2 separate regions of the Mus musculus genome follow, and region 2 is linked to region 1. The links are chromatin loops, found by intact Hi-C in ENCODE. Cell type or tissue: heart. All regions are shown on one strand. Links, peaks and the distances in the headings refer to the core of each region. The heading gives the core; the rest is flanking DNA.

The links. Hi-C counts contacts between places; a loop is a spot of excess contacts. Peaks named below come from ENCODE experiments on the same cell type or tissue, not always from the same donor. Only the 100,000 strongest peaks of a DNase experiment are listed, where the experiment ranks them.
Region 2: it touches region 1 in a loop (2.3-fold over the local background); 1 of 42 quality-filtered maps calls a loop at or near these places.

What each region holds. Positions count from the first base shown.
Region 1 is chr16:90,703,572-90,708,952 of GRCm38, reverse strand. No RefSeq gene overlaps it. Among named protein-coding and RNA genes, the nearest start is that of Gm46569, 5.8 kb to the left of the region's middle. In heart, for the core only: no CTCF peak of the experiment used is centred there; DNase peaks (open chromatin) are centred at 2,472 and 4,422; H3K27ac peaks cover 4,573 bases.
Region 2 is chr16:90,539,982-90,545,362 of GRCm38, reverse strand. No RefSeq gene overlaps it. Among named protein-coding and RNA genes, the nearest start is that of Gm36001, 7.9 kb to the left of the region's middle. In heart, for the core only: a CTCF peak has its summit at 2,730; a DNase peak (open chromatin) is centred at 2,852; H3K27me3 peaks cover 437 bases.

The DNA of each region.
Region 1 (5,381 bases), core at 316-5,315:
AATGTGTCGTCAATGACAAACTGTTTCCTAAACATTTGCTGAAGGTAGACATCAGCCAACCTGGGAAATATGTTTAGCTTTGACCAGTGATGTAAGAGAACCTGGGAGGGCTCTGTATAGGAGTCAGGGTTTTCTAGAGGAACAGAACTGATATAGAACAAATATATGTATGTATGTATGTATGTATGTATGTATATGTGTGTGTCACACACACATGATTATAATGGCTCACGGGCGATAGTCCAGCTAGTCCTAACAATGACTGTCTGTCATCAGAAGATCCAAGGATCCAGTAATTGTTCAGTGCACAAAGCTGGATGTCTTAGCTGGATGTCTTCAGTATGCACCAGAATCCCACAGAAGTAGCTCTAATGCCAACGAATGGATGGACTTGCCAGCAAGAGCGAGGGCAAGCAGGCAGAGAGCAAGTTACTTCTTCCATGTCTCTATGTAGACTGCCAACAGAAGGCATGGCCCAGATTAGAGGTGGATTTTCCCACCTCAAGAGATCTGGATTAAAAGTGGTTCTTCCCACCTTACACGATTTAACTGAGAAAAAAAAAAGTCCCTCACAAGTGTACTTGGGTTTTAGTTAATTCTGGATGTAGTCAAGGTAGCAACCAAGAATGGCTGTTACAGTGTGTTTTCACACTGTAAATTATACTGATCTCAGGTATAGACATGTGCTGTCTCTAACCTTGGGCTTCCTGGTAAAAATGATCTTACAACTCTTATAAATTACCCAAGAAATGTCCTTAGCTGTACCTGTCTTAGTCCAGGTTTTCATTGCTGTGAAGAGACACCATGAACAAGGCAACTCTTATGAAAGACAACATTTAGTTGGGGCTGGCTTACAGATTCAGAGGTTCAGCCCATTATCATTATGGCAGGAACATGGCAGCATCCAGGCAGCATCCAGGCAGCATCTAGGCAGACATGGTGCTGGAGGAGCTGAGAGATACATCTTGATCCAAAAGCATGCAAAAAGGAGGCTATCATCTACAGGCTTCCAGGAGGAGGGTCTTGAACTAGGAACCCTCAAAGCCCGCCTATATTGTGACACACTTCCTCCAACAAGACCACACCCATTTCAACAAGGTCATGCCTCCTAATGGTGCCACTTCCCATGGGCCAAGCAAATACAGACCACCACAGTGCCCAAACCAGAGTGAGGATCCAGGTCTACTCTACCCCAGGAGTTCTCATTTTACACGAGTCCTGGGTTCAATGCCCAGCACAGCATAAGCCCAGCATGCTGGTGCGTGCCTGTACTCTAACATTAGGAAACATAGAAAGGAGGACCAGAAGTCCAGGTCACCCTTCACCAAGCAGAGAGTTGGAGGGTACCTGGGATGTAGGAGATCCTGTCTGATAAGCAAGCAACATGCAAATGTAATGGAGATAGAATAATATGAACCCCAAGAAGCCAGACACAACCACTAAGAGTATTGGGTGAGCATCCTTCCACAGTTGCCCATGCGCTTTATTTACAGACAATTAGAAAAGGCAGCTGGCTGCATTTTCTGTACTGCGTTATGGACAGTTCTCCGTCTCACCCAATATACCCTAGCTGTCCGCGGGCCGCAGTGGCATTTCATAGTATCGTACAGTTCTACAAACTGAACTCCCAGCATCAGGCTTCTGGCTCCTCTCAAACCATTCCTGCCACGAGTGAGGATGCATGCTCATGCTGGAGTATACACGGACGGTCGGGTTGCGTGGGTTTGGAGGCGTCCCGCCATTGCTCACTCTGGTTTTGTTTATGGTTTGCTGGTGGGATGGACACACAATAAAAGGCAAAGGAGACACGTGCTCCTAATTGTCCTTCAGACAGGACCCTAAGCGACGGCTCCAAACTCCCTGCCAAGTTTTCTTACTTGTCACGTTGCAACAGTTAGAAGAAATGAAGCCAGTTTGTTGGATTGATTACTGAAGGTGTGTGTGTGTGTGTGTGTGTGTGTGTGTGAGAGAGAGAGAGAGAGAGAGAGAGAGAGAGAGAGAGAGAGAGAGAAATAGAGAGAGAGAGAGAGAGAGCAGTTATAAGGCAACTTATTTCTATTAGGATTTGTTATTTTCTTTTCAAAATGATGTTAACAATTCTATGAAAGACAGACTCTCTATTTATTTGTTTGTTTGAACCAATCAGTAAGTCATGGGAATTCAAGGTTCTTGAATGAGCACTTCTGGGGAGATGTTATTAGGAAGGTTTGGGGTTCATCAAACAGCTTGTCTGTCTTCTGATGGTCACAAATGGAAGTCAGGGGAGCAAGTGGCTTGCAAAGGTCCCCTTGGAGGGGGTGCCATTGAGCTTGCTGTATGATGGTGGTGATGGGTGGTCTGCTGGCTCTTTTCCCTCTCCCCACGACCCTGGAGGAGTCTGTGCTAAGGGCAGCCCTCAGACTGTAGTGAGTGTCAGGTCTGATGCTGTCCAGCCCTAGAGACAAAGGCCAGCTAGCTGTCAAGATAAAAACAGCTGTTGGAAGTGGAGTCTGGGAAAATATTCCAGTAAAGAATCCTGGGAATTCTCGTCTTACACGGGGGGAGGTCTGGAGGGGGTGATAAGAAGGGGAAAGAAGGCAGCCTGTACTAAACCCCAGGAGACAGCTGTATAGCTGGAACTTCCTCTATTCCAAGTACCTGTGCCTTCTCAGTGCAATGAGAAAATCATGGAGGAAATACCATAGACCACATATAAAGGGGGCTGATGTTTTGCTTCCTTCCAATGCCCCTCATGAGCTATCAGTGTCTGATTTGAGTGCTAGGACATGCTGGGGCACCATCTCTATGGTGCCCCTGGGAGTGAGTGCCTCAGTATGCACACATTGGGATAGGTTCTGAGGAACCCTCTTTTTTAGTTCTGCTGAGCACAGAAGAGATCAGCCTGAGTAGAGGTTACCCTCACCAAGTACAGAAATAGCCATTGTTGAGTCCAGAGAGAGGAAGCCATGAACTATACCGGTAAGCCATGGGAGATCTGACACTACCGGCTTGCCAGCAGGAAAGCTTGTAGGACTTTCACAGTTCTTAAGGCCTCAAAGTCAAATGGTATCTCTTCCCATCCATGTAGGAAAGTATTTTGAGTTAAAAGGAGCTAGAAATCCAAATTAACAGAGACAAGAATTTTTGAGCTTTTCTAAAAGATAAAGAGAATATATTTTACTTTCCTGACAAGGTTAAAAAAAAAATGAGCTCAAAGTCCAGGGAGATGGTTCTGGGGGTAGAGGCACTTTTGGCTGTGCGAGTCTGGTGACCTGGGTTAGAGCTCCAGAAACCATACAAAGGATGAGAGGGAATGATCTGCAAGGCCGTGCTCTGGGTGAGAGGAGCCCTGTTGAGAGAAGGAAGGCATCTGTCAGGCCAGGGTGAGCTGGTATGATGGTTTGTGTATGCTTGGGCTAGGGAGTGGCACTATTAGGAGGTGTGGCCTTGTTGGAGTTGGTGTGTTAATGTGGGCGTGGGTCTAGTATCCAAGTCCTAGCTGCCCGGAAGTGACTCTTCCACTAGCTGCCTTCAGGTGAAGCTGTTGAACTCTCAGCTCCTCCTGCACCATATTAGCCCGGATGCTGCCCTGCTCCTGCCTTGATGATAATGGACTGAACCTCTGAACCTGTAAGCCAGCCCCAATTAAATGTCCTTTATAAGACTTGCCTTGGTCATGGTGTCTGCTCACAGCAGTAAAACCCTAACTAAGACAGTTGGCGTTTGATGGGGCAGAAACAAGACTATTCTGCTGGAGCAGAGAAGGTCAGGGAGCCGTTCCTTCACTGGGGACGGCTGCCTCACGGTCATTCAAAGATCTTGAGTGATTCTAAGTTTGCCGTGATGCTCACCATGAATCTGTACCGAACGAAGCGCTTCCACTAAGTTTGGAACCATGTTGGTGACAGCCTGGAGAAAGGATTGGGATTAGGAGTCACCTGCTAGCACTGATCAAGGGCTCAAAAAAGGCTTCTAGCATCTGCCTAGAGGGGGGTGGGCAGTGAAAGCAGTCTGTCCTTCAGTAAGGAGAACCTGGAGAGACACCAGTGATAGCAGCCTCTTGCCTTGGCTTCGTTGTGTTAGGTGGCAAGTCATAAAGAGAGGGGTGTTCAGTTTGTTCTCCAGTGTGACTGGTCTGATGAGAGATAGACATCCCATTTGTGGGTGTGGAGGGGTAGAGGTCAGGGTTCTGATTGGAACTTCCTGAACTCCAGCTTTCGGGGCTTTGGGTGGCAGGCGGGGGAGGGGCCCATGTCAGTTTCTTATGGGGAAGAGCTAGTGACTCATCAAAGATTAATGATCATGAGGGGAGGGAGGGTGGGAGAGAAGGATGATGTGGATACAGAGAGAGCAGGAAAGGAGGGCGGAGCTGAACCGGCCATGTAGCACCCTCAGTGATTCTCTGAATCGACATCTCCCAGCGGGGTAAATGACGACAGTCCTCGGGCATTTCTTTCCGACCTTCCTTCTCCTTCCCTGCTGCTCCCAGGACTCTTGATTCTTGCCCTGAGACTATGGTAAGAGGAGGGAGGACACCCAGTACTCTGTCAGGCCAAGTGGGAGAGAAGCCAGACTTGTTCAACATCTGTCCCATCAATCTAGACATGATGCTCCTCCCAGAAGCTCCGAGGAAGCTGGAGGAGACAGAGGCAGCCACCCCCGGGTCACAGGAAGGCCTCTGTGAGTGAGACCCCATCAGGGATGAGAGAGATGGGAGGTCCAGTGTCTCAAGGGTAGGGTTGGAGTCTGCAGTGAACCTCGGAGTCTTGGTCAGTCAGGGAGTCTTAACGACAGTGATGCAAGTGATCTTGGGTTTCCTTTGGGGTCACTCCAAAGCAAGGCAGAAAAGGTAGCTTTCTTAGTTTAAAGAAGACTGAAATTCACTGCCCACTGTTTTCTTTCTGTTATTTTCCTAGTTTCTTGATGCCTGTAACCTCCTATTCTCTGGGACTGCTCCCAACAAAGGAAGATCTACATGCTTTGACTGTAAGAGAAACTAGAGAGGGAGAGAGCCATCCAGAGCCCAGACCTCTCTTTCTAGAGAACTGCAAAACTCCGAGGTGGAAGCAGCTGCCAGTCAAAGGTTAAATAAACATCACACAGATGGGAAGAGTTAGAGAGGGCTTGGGAATTTGCTGGGGTCAGAACCATGTCTTAAAGGGCACACAGAGTGAAGCAAAGGGCTCTATGCAGAGACTGGGTTTAGATCTCTAGCCTTGTTAGGACTGGACATAAAAGGAGCAAGATGAAGTGTTTCTGACATTGCTTTCATCCCTCTTCAAGTCCCAGTGGTTTGAACAAGCAGCAAACCCATTGGCATTTGGCTATAAATGGAACGTGTGCCCTCATCCTCAGTTACATTTAAGAGAGCATCACTGAGCACCCCAGCCTGCCTGGTTCTT
Region 2 (5,381 bases), core at 293-5,292, 160 kb after region 1:
GGCAGTGTGGAGGGAGAGTTTCAGTGCATCATGGGAGATCATGTATGTAGGTCACAGCACCTGGGACAACATCTCTACAGCGTCCACTGCTGTACAGCTTTGCTGTATGGCCAGCTAATCCCCCCCCTCCCATTTTCTCCACATCCCTTTGCCTCCTCCTTCCCTCCCTCCCTCTTTCTTCCCTCCATTTTGCCTTTCCTTCCTCCAGCCCAGTCTAGTGGAGTGGGAGGAAGTCACACACATTAAGAGTTTGGGGAGAATTAGTGAGGAGCGAGATCAAATGGTTGGCTTTGCAGGGCAGAGGGGATCAAATCAGAACTTTGACTTCAACTTAGACCAAAATTAATTCCAGATGACTTAAAGAATTAAACATAAAACGGGAAACCATCCAAAAGGAAACTTCAAAGGTGCTGTGGGTTAGCGGATGATCCCACAGATGAACTTCCCAAACATGAAAGGGAGGGAAAGAGTCAGAGAGAAAAGCTTGCTGGGTTTGGGGTGATAGAAATAAGACCCTCTTCGTGCCAGAAAGACACACCTTACCAGGTAAGTCACAAGGGTTTGCATCAGAGGCCACAGGTAGGCTGTGAAATAATTCCACACTGTCAGGATTTAAAGGATCCTTACAAGGAAAACCAGAGTGAGCTAGGAAGATGACTATATGCTTCCTAAAGTAAATCAAGTGGAAAGCGGACATATATAAGGATGAAAACCGCAGGTAATTATATCCATATTATGTCAACCCACACTATCGTTTTACTTATCAAAGGGAGCAGACACTTTTGGGTACCGAGGTTTTCCTAGGGGTGTGATTGCGAGCGTGCTGGCACACTGCAGCAACTGGATGCAGGCTTTCTGGAAAACACACAGACTTGACTGTGGAGGGCTGGAAACTCACTCAGCTTTGGAGCAGCAGCTCCCACGCTTGGAGTCTCAGGAAGGAAGTAATAAAAGACGTGAAAACATCGATAAAGTCAAACAGACACTCGTATTGTTATCTATAGCACAGGGCATGTGAGCCGGCTCACATGTCCACTCACTGGGAAGTGACTTGAGAAATGCACAGCCTTGTGCTAGAGCATTGGCCATGGTGCCTGAACTGAAGAGAAAAGAGAGTCCTGCTCCCTTATACATGGTGTCCCCCAGTTTCAGACTGCCTCTTTCTCCCCGTCCTTCTCCTCCAACCTCAGCTTCTACAAGAAACTCAACCAAAATATTAATACAAGTTGTTTGGGTGAATGTATTCATAACTGATTATCCTTTATAATTATGGAATACCTAAATGGAAAGATTAAAAAATATCCTTCATCCTATAAAATAAACTGAGCATGATCCATAGCTCGGCAGCTGGTGTGTACAGGCTCCCAGTGACAGAATTCTCCTTAACCCTGAGAACAAGTTTACACAACACTCCTATAAAGAGCCAACCTTATTCTGAGCTATGGTTGTGTTATTTTTAATTGGGTTGTTGAGAATTTCACACAGTGCATTTTTTAAAAGATTTATTTATTTTATTTATATGAGTACACTGCAGCTGTGTTCAGACACACCAGAAGTGGGCATCAGATCCTATTACAGATGGTTGTGAGCCAGCAGGTGGTTGCTGGGAATTGAACCCAGGACCGTCTAGAAGAGCAGTCAGTGCTCTTAACTGCTGAACCATCTCTCCAGCCCCATACAATGCATTTGGGTCATATTTATCCCCCTCCTCCAAGTCCTCACAGATCCACCCTGCTTCCCTACCCACACAACTAGGTGTCCTCTTCTTTTAAATCCATCAGGCCTGGTTTGTGCAGCTTATACACTCTTGGATGCGTGATCTTACACTGGAGTGTTGACATGTGCTTTCTCTCTCTCTCTCTCTCTCTCTCTCCATATATATATATATATATTAGCTGCCTATAGCTTCTTAGCTAAGAGTGGGACTTGAAGCCCATGTCCCTCCATGCTGGGGTTTTGTGTGGCTTGAGCTTGCATAATCCAAGTGCATACTGTCACAAGTGCTGTGAGCTAGCGTGTAAGTACCCCTTGTGAACACACCTTGTAGTATGGCCATCACTTCTGGCTCTTAGGATCTGTCTGGCCTGCCCCCTCTCCACAGTTATCCCAGCACCTGGGAAGCAGGAGTTGGGGTGGGGAGGAGTGGGTGTATCATGGATGCCTCCTTTGGGGCTGAGCCTTCTGCAGTTGCTTCTTCGATTCTTCCTGAGCAGTTGTGGGTCTCCCCATCTACTGTGAAAGGAAGCGTCTCTGTAAGGGTTGAGGGGTGCACCAATCTGTGGGCGGGCGGTGGCTTGAATGAGAATGGCCTCCATAGGCTTATGTGTTTGAATGTTTGGTTCCCATTTGCCAGAATGTTAAGGAAGGATTAGGAGGTGTGGTGTGATTTTGTTGGAGAAGGTGTGCCAATTAGGTGTAACTTTAATTTTTTCAAACCTTATTTTTCATGATGGTTCTTAAATGCTTTCGCCTCCCTTTTAGCCTACCACCCACCAGAGGTAGTGAGAAAGAAAGGCTATGGGGGTGGGGGAGGGGTGGACCTGTTTAAAAAGGTTCCCTGGAGCAACTCCTGCCTGTGTTGTCTGGAATTCGACAGTTCAGTTCACAGGTCAGCAGCAGCAGCTCGGTCCACTCACAAACACCAGCAGTCTAATGCGATAGAGTCGGGACAGCAAACACAATTCAGCGGTGGTAGCAGTACCCAGCAGAGACAGCCAGGCCTCAGTGTCCACAGGAGGGACCAGCAGGAACACTAGGGGACACTCTCAGCTGTGCCTCTCTCAGGGAAGCAAAGATCAGCAAAGTCGAAAGACCCAAGCGTTGCAGGACTAGCTGTCCCAGCAAAGCCAAGTTCTGTCTCCGTCACTCTGTCACTCTGTGGAGACCTATTTATACCTTCCAAACATCGTGCGTCCACAACACATGCCTTGCCTCAGCCTGTGCATCCAATCAGCCCAAGTCCTCAGAGTCAAGACTGATGGAACTCAACTACATCACAGACGGCAGACCAATACGTGTGTGCCATTAGCAAAGAATCCTTCATGACGTTGGGCAGTGATGGCGCACACCTTTAATCCCAGCACTTGGAAGGCAGAGGCAGGTGGATTTCTGAGTTCGAGGTCAGCCTGGTCTACAGAGTGAGTTCCAAGACAGCCAGGGCTATACAGAGAAACCCTGTCTTGAAAAACCAAAAAGAAAAAAAAAAAAAAAAAAAAAAAAAAAAAAGAATCCTTCATCACGTGTCCTTTCACATGTTTGCTTTAGCAGAACATCCTCTCTCCTGTGTCTGCTTCAGTGAACCACTCCTTCACGTGTCTGCCTTAGCCTTTCACCTGTGTCCGTTCAGGAAAACACTCCTTCATGTGTTTGCCCCAACAAAACACCATCCAACACAACTTTCTTTCCGAAGAACCCTTAAGTTGCCACTTCAAGTCGGGGTCAGCTTTTAGGTTTCAAAAGACAACACAAGACCCAATTTCTCCCTCCCCCAACCCATCTTTCTCCTCTGCCTCCTGCTTGTAGATCAGATGTAAGCTCTCAGATACTGCGCCAGTGCCATGCCTGCCTGCCTGCTGCCGGCTTCATTCCATAGTGGTCATGGACTGAGACTCTAAGCAAGCCCTCAATTAAAGACTTTCTTTTATAAGTTGCTTTAGTCCTGATGCCTTTTCACAGCAATAAACAAACAAACAAACAAACAAACACCAAAAAACAGATTAAACAGGGTGTCATGTGATTCATTAGAAGTTGGTCTAATACTATGTCCCATTAGAAGAATAAACATAATAGCTTCTCCTGGGGGACCCATGACCTATCTAGCCAGATATTCTCAGCACAGATAATCATTTCAGTTATAGATTTCATCTTGTGGAATAGATCCTAAGTTTAATCAGAAAGCAGCTGATTACTCCCACAACATTCATGCCACTGTTGAGCCAGTGGGCGTGTCTGGAACCAGTGGGCGTGTCTGAACCAGTGGGTGTGTCTGAGCCAATTGGTGTGTCTTGCCAGGTCAGCTGTTACTGTATCCAACAGGATTCCAGGATTTCTCATATTGCTGTATTCTGTCTTTCTTCCTTTAAATTCTACTCCAACCATGACCTCTTGCTAATTCCCTGGCCTCTATGAGTATTCCAAATGAAACACAGGTATCAGAAGATGCAATGTTAACACCCACAAATAAGTGAAAACCAGAGATGTCTGTCTTTCTGGGTCTGGGTTATCTCCGGCAGAATGATGGTTTTCAGCTCCATCAGTTTACCAGAAATGTTCATAATTTTGTTTTTCTTAACAGGTGAAGAATATCCCATTGTGCAAATGTTATCACCTTTTCATTATCCACTCATCAGTTGACAAACATCTCAGTTGTTTCCATTTCCTGTGTACTGTGAATGAAGAATATAGCATCCTTAGGGTACATGCCCAAGAGTGGTCGAGTTGGGTCCTATGGAGGATCTAGTTCAGCTTTCTGAAAAACCTCCACACTGTGGTTTCTGATTGAAGTATTCTTTAGTAGTCCCACAAAGTGACAGCAACCCAGTAAATTCTTCTACTGGGGACTGTTTTCTAAAGTTCCACCATGAGAGTGGCCAGCTGTGGTCTCACCCCACTGGATTCTCAAAAATAACCCCATGAAGTGCCCATGGATGGACAAGGCTTCAGGGCAGGTAGTTGTCAGACTACAGCTAATGTGCCAAGTCCTGCCCCCTACAAAGAGTTCTCAGTTTTACAGGGTCATATTCATCTGTGCACAATATTCTTGACTTTGGTGGCTATTCAACAAAAGCTAAAATATTTACTAGCTGGTCCCTTTCTGTATCCCTCCAACTTAGTGTGCGAATGTTTAGAGTTTGAACTTGTGTGTTTTCTCTCTGTGTCTCTCTCTGTCTCTGTCTCTCTGTCTCTGTTTCTTTGTCTCTCTCTTTCAATTTTAAGTTTTATGTGTATGGTATCATGCCTGTATGTATGTTTTTGCACTCATGGGACTCAGAAGAGGGCAACAGAGTCCCAAGAAGTGGAGTTACAGGTGGTTGTGAGCCACCACATGGGGGATGAGAATTGAACCAGAGTCCTCTGGAAGAGCAGCACGTGTTCTTAACTGCCATACCATCTCTCCAGCCAAGCCCTTCTCTCTTAACAATTTGCACAAAACAGGACCTCCTTTGAAAAGAAACCCCAGAGTCTATGCTGCACTCGGTGAACCACAAACACTGAAAGATGTTCTTGTGCCGCCGAGAGGAAGAATTTTCTTTTCCTTTCTTGAGAGTAATTTGAAATTTCACATCAAAAAGTCTTTCTACATGTGAACTTACTCACCAACCAATTCTTTTCAAATATGTACATTCACTTTTTAAATGTGTGCATGATTTAGCTACAGAGAT